Linked DNA regions of Homo sapiens: all the other regions are linked to region 1. A link is a contact called in ENCODE Hi-C or POLR2A ChIA-PET data. All regions are on one chromosome and are shown on one strand. Each heading gives the region's core, a stretch centred on a gene start or an enhancer-like site at or near the end of the contact. The rest is flanking DNA. Distances are from core to core; before and after follow the strand shown.

What was found. A loop is a pair of places that touch in the nucleus more often than their neighbours do. ChIA-PET counts read pairs that join two places held with the same protein, here RNA polymerase II (POLR2A). Pooled maps may share reads with other maps.
Region 2: a pooled map shows a loop between it and region 1 (5-fold over the local background). The contact joins the promoter of NLRP1 here to the promoter of ZNF232 in region 1. A Hi-C loop is called at or near these places in 1 of 37 single-sample maps with no recorded cell type and 4 of 50 pooled maps. POLR2A ChIA-PET finds 5 or more read pairs at or near these places in 1 of 52 experiments (RWPE1).
Region 3: a pooled map shows a loop between it and region 1 (8-fold over the local background). The contact joins the promoter of MINK1 here to the promoter of ZNF232 in region 1. A Hi-C loop is called at or near these places in 1 of 37 single-sample maps with no recorded cell type and 6 of 50 pooled maps. POLR2A ChIA-PET finds 5 or more read pairs at or near these places in 1 of 52 experiments (GM12878).

Annotation. Positions count from the first base shown.
Region 1 is chr17:5,110,121-5,114,228 of GRCh38, forward strand. It overlaps ZNF232 (zinc finger protein 232), which reads right to left and starts at 1,758. Exons shown (of 4, transcript NM_014519.6): 1 at 1,680-1,758. The coding sequence starts at 1,702. ZNF232-AS1 (ZNF232 antisense RNA 1) reads left to right here and starts at 1,815. Exons shown (of 3, transcript NR_135658.1): 1 at 1,815-1,981; 2 at 3,266-3,332; 3 at 4,038-4,108. RefSeq lists an enhancer at 2,069-2,118.
Region 2 is chr17:5,582,780-5,586,887 of GRCh38, forward strand. It overlaps NLRP1 (NLR family pyrin domain containing 1), which reads right to left and starts at 1,730. Exons shown (of 17, transcript NM_033004.4): 1 at 908-1,730; 2 at 1-67. The coding sequence starts at 1,178. RefSeq lists enhancers at 1,068-2,267, 1,539-1,798, 1,819-2,118.
Region 3 is chr17:4,830,790-4,834,897 of GRCh38, forward strand. MINK1 (misshapen like kinase 1) reads left to right here and starts at 2,551. Exons shown (of 32, transcript NM_153827.5): 1 at 2,551-2,851. The coding sequence starts at 2,795. RefSeq lists an enhancer at 1,608-2,394 and silencers at 2,372-2,841, 2,852-3,101.

The sequences.
Region 1 (4,108 bases), core at 508-3,007:
ACCTCAGGTGACCCACCCACCTCGGCCTCCCAAAGTGGTAGGATTACAGGCATGAGCCACCGCGCCCGTCCTCCTCTTCTTTTTTCATTCATTAAACATATACATATACTCAACACTCCAAAGAGCCAAACCCTGTCCTATGCCCTGTAGTCCCGCTTTTTCTTCCACCCCTCCCCAGAATTCTGCTGCACTAAGTCAATGTTTTTGAGAAACTTGCACCGTGGTAGAAACGGGGATGTAAAGTGGTTTTCTATAATACAACTAATTAAATGCCATTGACAGGAAAAATGTATCAAGAAAAAAAAAGTTCTGGGGGCCTATGGGAAGAAATGACTATTGGAAGAAATAAGTTTGAAGCAAAACCCAAGTTTCCAGATGCAGAGCCCAGAGCCGAGCAGCTTTCAGTGCAAGGTGGAATGTGTTGGGGAGGCAGCCTCCTCTGAGATGGCTCCTCCCTGCTTTCAAAAATTTCTGAAGTAGTAGCTACAGCAAAAGAAAAATATAAGTCCCCTTTAAGGAGCTGGATCTCATTCAAATGCCAAAGCCCTATTAAGGGGCAGCTATGAACAAGTCTCGGGTACAGTGGCCTGCGTCAAGGAAATCTAACAGGTGTAAACCAAAAAAGCATCTGAGATAGGTCTCAACCAATTTAGGGGTTATTTTGCTAAGGTTGAGGATGCACCCAGGAAAAAGACACACAAGCCACAGTAGGATCCGTGGCTCGCACTTTTACCAAAGAGGGTTTTGAGGGCTTCAATTTAATGGGGAGAAAGCTGGCAGGAGGGGAAGGAGGAGAGAAGAGGGAGGGTATGTGGTGAGGTAAGTGGCCACATTCTTGTGAGGATTTGATTAGAGCTCACTGAATCCACATGTTGCACGTGAAAAGAGGAAGTCAATTATGAATTTGTCTCGTGCTCAGTAAATCTGCATTTTACACAAGATAAGGTAGACATACAGTAGAGGAAGAAGTCAAATATGCTTTGTCTCTGGGTGGGTGGAGGAACGATTTCTAGTCTTGTCCGGTGAAGCTCGGCTGTTCGTTTCCATTGCCAGGGTGAGGGAGGCCACCTGGGGGCATATGTTGCTTTCTATCTTGCAGCTATCGGTTTAGGAACAAAAGGAAAAGCAGTTTTTTTCCGTGACTCAGTTTCCAAGCTTAACTTTTCCCTTTGTCATAGTAAGTTTGGGGTCCTGAGATTTTATTTTCCTTTCACACAGGGAAGGAGGTGGAACGCATCAGAGGCCACGAAAGGAGCACAAAGGGGGACCGCTGGCCTAAGACAAAGGAGGCGCGAGGAAAAACGCGGAGCTCGCGTCTCCCAGGGTGATGCCCGGCGCCGCTGGCCCCAGCAAAACTTCTCTACCCCGGCCTCGGGCAGGTGCCCGCCCGGGGAGGGGGCTGTCGTCCAGGCCAGGTACAACTCCCCTTCCCACCCTTCACTCCCTACCCAAGGGTCTCGAGAAAAGAGAAGAGGAACATCAAGACCCCCCTCCACGGCACGTGACGCGACGCAACGCAGGTAGCGCAGCGCGGGCACCACGGGCAACCCAAACCCCTCTCCACACACAACCGCGGAGCTGCCTGCCAGGCCTGCTCACTGCAGAGCCGCCGCTGCCTGCGGGACGGGCAAAAGCCAAGCCGCCAGGTGGACCTCGGGGAAGCCGCCGCCAACACTCACCTCACAGGACCAGGAGGTTCCATCGGGGCGCTGCCGCGAATCGCGCCACTTACAGCCCTCACCCCAGGGGCAGGTTTGCGCCTGCGCAGGTCGCAGCCTCGGCCTCCAACTCCCAGAATCCTCCTCGCCGCCGGCTTCCGTTCGCGGACTTTGGCCCAGGCGCGTGGGCGCTGCCGAGAGGCTGGGAGCCCGGGAACCGGTTCCTGGACTTGAGCGGAGCGAGAAAGAGCGCGCCGCCTGCACGACTGGACTGGAGCGGCCGGGTGCCCTGGAGGCCCCTGGGAATTGCAGTCCTTGCGCAGGTGGAGAGTGAGCCCTTGTAAGCGGGTGACTTCATCAAGTTTGGGGGGTCTCTTGTGGAATTGTACCTGAAGGGCGGTGCTGGCGGACAGATGTCAGGGAAATTCTGGCCTTGTCCATGGCCTGTGGTAACACTTCTCCATGAGTTCTATTTTCCAATTACCTCTTCCCAGACCTGATGAGAGGGCCACAGCTAAGGAAGACGGTCCCTTCCACGAAAAAATATTCCCCAACCACTAGCCTGTACAATTCCTGGGGCGTAGGGGGAGGGGAGGAGAAAAAAGAATTCTAAGGTTAATTTTATTGCGATGGGGGAAATAGGGGTTGGTGTTTTTTTGTTGTTGTTATTTTTTATTTTATTTATTTATTTGAGACGGAGTCTTGCTCTGTCGCCCAGGCTGGAGTGCAGTGGCGCGATCTTGGCTCACTGCAAGCTCCGCCTCCCGGGTTCACGCCATTCTCCTGCCTCAGCCTCCTGAGTAGCTGGGACTAGAGGCGCCCGCCACCACGCCCGGCTAATTTTTTTTTTTTGGTAGGAGACACGGCGTTTCACCATATTAGCCAGGATGGTCTCGATCTCCTGACCTCGTGATCCGCCCGTCTCGGCCTCCCAAAGTGCTGGGTTTACAGGCGCCCGGCCGATTATTTTTTATTTTTTTTTTGAGACATGGTGGCCAACATGGTGAAACCCTGTCTCTATTAAAAATACAAAAAGGTTAGCTGGGCGTGGTGGCGGGCGCCTGTAGTCCCCACTACTCAGGAGGCAGGAGAATCGTTTGAACCCGGGAGGCAGAGGTTGCAATAAGCTGAGATTGTGCCACTGCACTCTAGCCTGGGCGACAGAGTGAGACTCCGTCTCAAAAAAAAAATTAATTAAAAATAAATTTATCTCACTATCAATTTTGCAGGATATTGATTGATCCAGTCTCTCAATACTTTTATAAAATAGCTTAATCCTAGTCTCTCCAAGAAAAATTGTTGTTCAACTGTGTAGTACCATAGTAACAGTTCTCAGATTCTCAGATTATTAAATTTGTTTCTCCAAGATATAGTATCCTTGAAAATGCGCATTGACACCCCCATGGCTGGGGGATATATTATCTTTTTTCCTTCAAAGTGCCATTGATAATTACTGCACGTAGGAGCTATGGATAAAAATAGTTATCATTTGTTGAATGTCTACTACGTGTCTAGAACTATGCCAGGAACTTAATGAAATTGTCTTATTTAGTCTTCACAGTTGCTCCACAAGGGATTGTATTAATGTCATTATCTTGATTTTACAGATGAGAAAACTCAAGACTCAGAAACAATAAAGGTTACAGAGATGAAATTGACAGAGCCTGAATTTCAGTATGTCAAACTTCAATGTGCCATTATACTTTTAAATCCTACAGAACAGATTGAATCACAACTTCTACTTTTACATGAGAGAAGACAATGGGTCCTATGACTTACTGTCAGTTTCCTTTTCCTGATTTAATTAGCTGCTTCTGTATCTAATTTTGCTAGGAATGGAGGAATAAGGCAAATTCCCTAAACTACATATTGACATTTATACTAATGTGAAAACCTCAAGTCCATTTGCAGACTTTTGGATTAGATTCTGTCCCAGAAAGACATCCACCCTAGAGTTCAGGATATCATACCCATTTTACTGTTCCCCTGGCACAATTCATAGTAAGGAAAAACAGACAAGGGGAAAGCTATTAGATTCTCGGTGCTGCTAAACAGGACACACAAGGACACCATTTTGTGATGATGATGGTGCTTTATGCAGCTTCCACCATTTACAAGATTTTCCTGTGGTGTGGAACCTCTCATGATAAAGCAAAGGAACTAGAAGCTTATTCCAGTCAAGATTTCTGATTTATCTTGTGGTAAGCATTTGGGAAGGACATATCTGCACATGACCTGAGACTAAGTACTATACACTGAATCAGATGAAAATTGCTCTTAGGAAGCTTACAATTTTCCAAATAGTTAGGACAAAAACAAACTCTCCTTCTCTCTTCCTATATGTACATACTGACATCTTTATCATTACTGTCTTCCTAGGGTTATGATTCTGTATGGTTTCTTTGGTGCTGCATTAGACCTGAGCTCTGATTGAAAATTCTTCCACGCTC
Region 2 (4,108 bases), core at 480-2,979, 470 kb after region 1:
GAGGTGGGTTGGCTGGGAGACCCCAGGTGGGGTTCACTTGGGCTGTAGGGGAATGAGGGAGAGTGGCCTACAGGAAAGAGACAAAGAGGTTGGAGACACATCAGAGGGGCAGGGGCAAGGTGCCAGGGAACTGAGCTGGTCTCCTCTCTCAACCAAGAGAGGTCAGGATACACCAGTGAACCCGCTGCAGCCCTCTACAACTTCCTCTAGAGGCTTGTCTGAAGAATGATGTTCTTATAGATACTGCTAGGCAAAAAATCCTCATCTAGGATCAGGAAATTTGCATATCTGTCTTGGTCCTGACTATCTCCCTGTGTAAATCACTACTCCTACTGAGCCTCAGCTGTGCTTTATTGGGCCAACGGCATCTGCAACCCAGGGTGGCTAATAGTAATAATAACAGCAGCAGCAGCAGCAGCAACAACAGCAATGGGAGATCTTATTTATTGAGCACTTACTGTATATCAGACTCTGTGCTAAATGTTTAACCTGGATGATCTCTTTTAACCCTCACACAGCCCAGGGAGGCGGGCTCTCACTCTCCCATTTTGCAGACAGAGAAATAGGCAGAGAGCAGTGAAGTGATTGGCCCAGGGTGATAGTGCCAGGACTGGTGATAGTGCCTGACTCCCAAGTCCGTGCTCATAACTACAATGCCAGGCGAGTACCGGGAATGCACTTGAATAGAAGAGGGTGTGGGGCTCTGAGGTGCAGCAAGGGCCCCCCCAGCAAGCCTCCTGGCTCCAGCATAGTCTGGGGCCTGGATCCCCCTTTGAGAGGGCAGTTCCATGTCACTGCTCAGAGGAAGGCCTGGCAGGGAGGGCTCAGTGGTGGGGTCCCAAGAGGGCAGGGCAGGCATGAGGGCCAGGGGATGTCCCGCGGGCAGTGGGGTCCTCTGTCCACTCACCTGCCCCTTCCTGGGCTTGGGCGCACAGTGACCTCAGCCCCATCTGCTCCCAGGTATGGAGGGCTAGGTCCCAGGCCCGCTGCTCCCCATACTGAGCCACCAGGTACGAGGCCACCTCCATGCCACTCGTCTTCTCTGGCTGAGCGGGTGTCTCACCCGAAGAGCTCCTGGAGTGCGCTTTATTGGCGAGCAGAAGCTGGAACTCCTTCAGCTCCTCCTTCTTCAGGAACTCCAAGTAACAGGCCAGGCGGCCCCAGGCTCCGCCAGCCATCTCTGTCCCGGAGTTAAGAGGGTGTCTGGGGGATGTTCCCAGGTGGTGAGGGTATCAGGCAGGCAGAGAACAGTGCTGTCCTTTGCCTTGGCTCTTACCGTCTCTTATTCAGCATTCGGAACCCAGTTTTATAAATCCCAGGGCACCTACAGATAGACGCCGATAGAGGGGGAGTGGTAGGAAAAGCCAGGGGAGGGAGGAGCCCAGAGGGGCCTGCAAGACACTGGAAGAAGTCAGCTGATAGGGAGGTCCTGGGATGGGGTCCAGGGCCAGGCAGGGAGGGTGAGGGTGAGGGGAGATGTGGTGACGGGAGATGGGGTGTGGGCAACGCTCACTGTTCTGTGTTCCTCAGATTCTTCCCTCTCCTGGGTCCTGGACTCCTGAGATCAACCCTTGAGCTGCAAGGCTGAGAAGAGGTGGGGTGGGAGGAGCCGCAGAGCAGGGAATGGGCTTTCAGAACCCAGAGTGGAGCCCCGGGCTGCTGGCTCCCAGGTTTCTTCAGACCTCTCCAGGCCCTGGGGCACCAGCCAGCAAGAACAGCGCCTAGTCAACAAGAGCAGGAAGGAAACGTCACCCAGAGGAAACCCACAAGGGGCGTGGCCAGGGGGTAGGATCAAACCAGGCCTGGGTAGGCCAGACTCAGAGTCACAGATTCAGATGGGCCACATGGCATCTATAGGCGGACCAGGAGCACAGGCCCAGACCAGCTGACGCTGCAGCAGGTACAGGCCCATACTAAACACGGTGTGTGCACCTCCACATGGGCACTCCGCCAGCCCATCATCTAGAGCCTGTCTGCAGAGCCAGGATGCAGACTCTCCGAGCAGTTGTGTCTGCAGCCCAGGCCCAGCCTCTCAGGATGGGTGGGGCCCCCTGTGTCTGCCCGGGCAGCTCCTTATTGGGAAACATTAGAACTGGGCCAGGGAGCATTTTTCCCAGCCTCTCATGGTTTTGGGAGCTTCTTGAGTTGCACTGCATGTCCTGCCATGCTACCAGGGGCACTAAAGCATGTGTCCCAGGCCCAGGGGGCTGTTTGCCTTCTGGGCAGCCCAGCACTTAGCTGGTGAACATTTCCACCTGAAAGCAGAACAGCCCCTTCCTCATTCCTGCAAGCAGGCCTCGGGGAGCCAGGGGCAGACTTCCTCTTTCGTGGAATCTGCAAGATGCCAATGACTTCAGGTTGAGGAATGACATTGCCTACTCATTTGCTGATGTAACACACCACCAGGAATTTCTGGAGATGCTTTGGTTTCACTTGGACTGGCAGAGCCCAGGCTTCAACCCACGGCTTGCTTGGACAAGGACTCCTTATGTGCCTGATTTATTTCTTTGAGCCTCAGTTTGCCCATCTATTAAATGGGACATCATAGGTTTACCAAGAGGCTTCAATTCAGCAAAAGGTCTTAGAGTCTCTCTCTCTTTCCCAGGCTGGAGTGCAGTGGCAAGATCTCGGCTCACTGCAAGCTCCCTCCACCTCCTGGGTTCCAGCGATTCTCCTGCATCAGCCCAGCTTCCTGGGCAGTTGGGATTACAGTCACTCACCACCACGCCTGGCTAATTGTTTTGTATTTTTAGTAGAGATGGGGTTTCACCATGTTAGCCAGTCTGATCCGAGGTGATCCGCCCACTTCGGCCTCCCGAAATGTTGGGATTACAGGTGTGAGCCTCCGTGCCTGGCCTAAATAAATTTTATAAATGTTAGTTTTAAAAAATGGCTAATAAGCACATTGTAGGACATTCTAATATCAGATTGACCAGAAGTGGAAAAGTGCTGTGCTAAAAGTGGGATGATCGGGAGGCTCTGAGCACTCCGTGAAGGACCGTGAGACTCCATGTAGCGGGAGGAATGGCCTGGAGGAGGGCTGTGTGGGCTTTTTTTCCTCCTCACACCAGCCAGTTCTGGCACCAACTCTCTAGACACCAACTGGTGTCCTACAGTGCAATTCTGACACTGACTGCCTGGAGTTGGCATCAAACCTCACAGGTTTAGGGTTTCAGTGAAGAGCTGGCCTCATATCAGATGCCAGTTGCAAATGGGGTGCCCAGACCACTGGCATCTCTGTCTGACTTGGTGACAAATTCAAGGGTTCCCACAGTCCCCGGCAGGTTCAATAATTTGCTGAAATGACTCACAGGACTGAGAAAAGCACTTTATTTATTATTATCGGTTCATGATGGAGGATACGACTCAGGAATAGCCCAACGGAAGAGATGCCGAGGTCAAGGTGTGGGTGGGGGAGGGGCACAGCGCTTCCTTGCCCTCCCGGGCACCCTACTCTCCCTGCCCCTCCCTGCTTCACTAACCTGGAAGCTCTCCAAACCCCAAACAAACAAGACTGTGGGGTTTTCTCGGAGGTTTCACTTCACAGGCATAATTCATTAAATCACTGGCCGCTGGAGATCCACTCAACCTGTTAAATAGATCAGAAACCTGACCCTTCCCACCACGCCCACTGGGGCTGCTGGTCCAGCCTTCAGTCGTCTCTTACTGGGATCACTGTGCTAGCCTTCCACATGTTCTCCACCCATGCTGATGCTTCCCCTTTACTGTCTACTCTCAGTCTAGAAGCCAGAATTATCCACTTAAAGCATAAATTAGGTCAGGTCACTTCTCAGCTCAAAACTTTCCCATACTCCATCTCACTCTGAGTAAAAACCAAAGTCCAACCAAAGGTGTGGTGACTCGTGCCTGTAATCCCAGCACTTTGGGAGGCTGAGGTGGGAGGATCGCTTGAGTCCAGGAGTTCAAGACCAGTCTGGGAAACATGGCAAGACCCTGTCCCTATGACATAATATTAAAAAACTTCCCAAATCCGGCCAGGTACAGTGGCTCATGCCTGTAATCTCAGCACTTTGGGAGGCTGAGGCGGGCAGATCACCTGAGGCCAGGAGTTCAAGACCAGCCTGGCTAACATGGTGAAATCCCATCT
Region 3 (4,108 bases), core at 1,301-3,800, 280 kb before region 1:
CAAGCGATTCTTCTGCATCGGCATCCCGAATAGCTGGGATTACAGGCGCCTGCCACCATGCCCGGCTAATTTTTGTATTTTTAGTAGAGACATGGTTTCACCATGTTGTCCAGGCTGGTCTCAAACTCCTGACCTCAGGTGATCCACTCGTCTCGGCCTCCCCAAAAGTGCTGGGATTACAGGCGCAAGCCACCGTGCCCGGCCAATTTTTTGTATTTTTAATAGAGACAGAGTTTCACTATGTCTGCGAGGCTTGGCCGGTTGTGGTGGTTCACGCCTGTAATCCCTGCACTTTGGGAGGCCAATGCAGGTGGATCACCTGAGACCAGGAGTTCGAGACCAGCCTGGCCAACATGATGAAACCCCGTCTCAACTGAAAATACAAAAAATTAGCTACGCGTGGTGGCGTGCACCTGTAATCCCAGCTACTCAGGAGGCTGAGATAGGAGAATTGCTTGAACCCGGGAGGCGGAGGTTGCAGTGAGCCAAGATTGTGCCACTGCACTCCAGCCTGGGCAACGAGAACAAAACTCTGTCTCCACCAAGGTGACATTTTCCACCCTGTGTCCTGTTCCCCAATAAAAACAAATTCACAAATTCACAAAAAAACTAAACTAAACTAAAACTGTCTAAAAAAAAAAAAAAAAAAAAAAAAACAAACAAAAAACCCCACCATGTTGGCCAGGCTGGCCTCCAACTCCTGTCCTCAAGGGATCCTGTAATCTCCGCATTTTGGGAGGCCGAGGCAGGCAGATCACTTGAGGCCAGGGGTTTGAGACCAGATTGGGCGACATGGCAAAGCCCCATCTCTACAAAACATATAAAAATCAGCCAGGTGTAGTGGCATGCGCTGCCTGTAGTCCTGGCTACTTGGGAGGCTGAGGTTGGAGGATAGCTTGAGCCCAGAAGCTTGAGGTTGCAGTGAGCAGAGATCATACCATTGTACTCCAGCCTGGGTGACAGAGCGAGACTTTGTCTTTAAAAAAAAAAAAATAGAGGCTGGGCACAGTGGCTGACGCCTGTAATCCCAGCACTTTGGGAGGCCGAGGCGGGCGGATCACGAGGTCATGAGATCGAGACCATCCTGGCTAACATGGTGAAACCCCGTCTCCACTAAAAATACAAAAAATTAGCCGGGCGAGGTGGCGGGCGCCTGTAGTCCCAGCTACTCAGGAGGCTGAGGCAGGAGAATGGCATGAACCCGGAAAGCGGAGCTTGCAGTGAGCTAAGATCGCACCACTGCACTCCAGCCTGGGCGACAGAGTGAGACTCTGTCTCAAAAAAAAAAAAAAAAAAAAAAAAATAGAATTGACTTGAAGGAGTCAGGCCGGAAGGCCAAATAGGAGATGAATGGGGATAGCGGCTTGAATAAGGGCAGTGGCAAGGAAAATGGGCTAGGGGTTAGGGAAGGGGGCCGACTGGCTGTGCACCCAAATGCTAAAAACGGTCCAGAAAGGAATGTGTTCAGCTATTTTTCAAGGACTTCTAAATTAAACTCTCTTAAATGATGTTTATATTAAGGCTGGTGGTGGAGTCTTTCAGAGGCAGTGTTGGTGCTAGAAGAGCTCTTGAGGATCATACAGCCTCCCCCCTCAATTTCACAGTGAAAGAAAACCTCAGAGAAGCAAAGCAACTTGCTCAAGGTCACACAGCATTTCAGTGGTAGAACATGACTCGTGGTTCTTAGATAGCATTACCCAGCCTCCACTGAGGCTAATGGCTGTAGGCGCTATGCCAACATGACTAGATCTAAGGTGACCCAAGCTATATTTTAAGGGACTGAACGCAGATTCCCTCTCTTCCCCTTCGCCACCCCTTCCTCCACGCGCGACTCCAGTGATCAATGAATAATTGTGGAAACAGTTCCTTTGTGCAGAACACTTTGTTAAAAGAGGTGCAGAGATACACGTCTGCGGTAGGATTCCTTATCCTGAGATCTGAGAGCACCTCGATGCTTCCCCAACCTGCTAGGTGAGGGTGGAAAGGGCATTCCTGAGGCAGCCGGTGCCCCTCCTCTGCCCCCCAACTCCCACGTGGTTTCTCCAGCCAAGTTCTCACGGAGTGGCCCCTCCCTCAGCGGCTCCACTGTTGCCATAGCAATTGGGTGGGTGGACAGCCCGTCCTATCTAGAGGCCACCCAGCCCTCGCGTGGGGAGTTACCATAACAACCCCCTAGTAATAGAGGGGGTTGGGTACCGCCCCCTTCCCCCGCAAATGGAAAGGTGGGTGGCTTGATTGGCAGCTGGGCACACGAAAGAAGGAGGGAAAGGGAAGGAAAGGCGTCAAAGGAGATCTGAGAAGGAAATAAGGGAGAGAAAGGGCAAAAAAAATAGGGAAAGAAAAGGAAACGCGTGTGCGCACGCGCACCAGCTGGTGGGCGCGCTCCGCGGCCGCCTCGGCCGCCGCCCACTTCTTTCACGCCAGGCTCGCGCGGTCGCTCCGTCCTCGCGCGCGCCTTTCGCCTGCTCGCCTGCGCCTGCGCGCAGGTGTCGGCGCCTAGGGGGAGGGGGCCCCGGCGCGCTCGCGTCACGCTCGCGCTTCCACCCTCCCAGTGCGCGGTCGCTCCGCGCCTGCGCAGGAGAGGTGGTAGGCTCGGGTGGCTGGCTCCGGGGAGATAGCGCCTGTCAGTCGGTGGGTCGGTCCTCGCGCCGGCCCTCCCCCTCCCCGGTCTCCGGGGGAGGCGCGGTGGAGTCCGCCCCCGGGGTTCTCCGATGGGGGAGAAGCGGCGACGGCGGCAGTGGAGTAACCGAGCCGGAGCGTGAGCGGCCCCGGTGCCCCGTTCCCCACGGAGGCCATGGGCGACCCAGCCCCCGCCCGCAGCCTGGACGACATCGACCTGTCCGCCCTGCGGGTGAGCGCGCCGTCCCCCAGCCTCGCCCTGGTTCCTGTCCCCGCCGCAGGGGAGGGAGCGGGGTGGCTGCACGCCTCACGTGCTCCCGGGCGCCCCCTCCACCAGCTTGGGTCCCCTTGGCGACCCGTGCCCCTTTCCCGGACTCCCGCCGCGGCTGGGCCCCCGCCCTCTGCTCCCTTCTCTCTCCACTGGCTGCAGATGCTGGGAGCCAGTTCGGTCCCCACCCTGTGGTGCCCCGCCCCCACACTTCCGTGCCACCCTACCTTTACTCTGGGGTTCGGGACCCACTGGTTCGCCTAAACTTAGCCTCCCCCATCACCTGGAGAACCTTTATTGTGGTTCCTTACCTCCTTTCGGCCCTTTTCCACCTTTGCCCTTACTTCTATCTTCTTCCTTCCCCTCCTCTTCCTCAGCTCCTGGAATTTTGACTTTGCAACTGTCTCGACAGCCTCTCTCTCATCCCTCTTTCTCTGCCTCGCCCACCCTTGAATTGCATCCTTTCCCTGGTCGGAATTTCAGCTACCCCACCCCTCGTGCCGTCACCCTCAATCCCATGTTCAGTTTTCCCTATCCCTTCTCTCCTGTTTCAAGTGCAGCAGTTCAGAACCAGGCATTTCCGGTCTCAGGGTCCCTGAATATTACATGACCAACTCTGCAGCAGCGTGGGGCTGGGAGCCCTCGGGGAGGAGGGGAGGCATTTCTTCTCTTTGGAAACTGTAGCACGGGCTGGGAAGAGGATGTTTACACACACACACACGCGCACACACGACACATGCTACATGTGGTCAGGCTGAAGGTTTGGAAAGGCAGTGGGTGTTTATGTTAGCTAAAGGCTGGAAGCAATGGAGACCTCTCAAGGTAGGGGCTAATAAGGAAAGGGGTTGAGAGGAAGCAAATGCTGCAGGAATTTCTTGGAAATACCCGTTCATTGTCCCTTGTGGGGCACTTACACACTCTGGTGGAAGAGCTTTCTGTAGCATTTATGTTTTTCTTCGGCAGGGAGCTTTGGCTTAAGGGGCAACTTAGTGATTTCAAGGTGAACACTCCAGACTATCAGCCAGGTGGTGTTTTGATCCTGTGCCCTTCCAGCGCTCTCACCAGGCCAAGGTGTGGGGAGAGCAGGACTTCCCATCTCTAGGTTCGCTTCTCTGGAGGCCCCTGCTCAGACTGTCTTCTGGCTTTTGAGTCAGCCAGGGAACATGGCCAGTAGTGGGAAAAGGCGGTCAGCCACACAGGTGCCCCGGATATGGCTGGAGG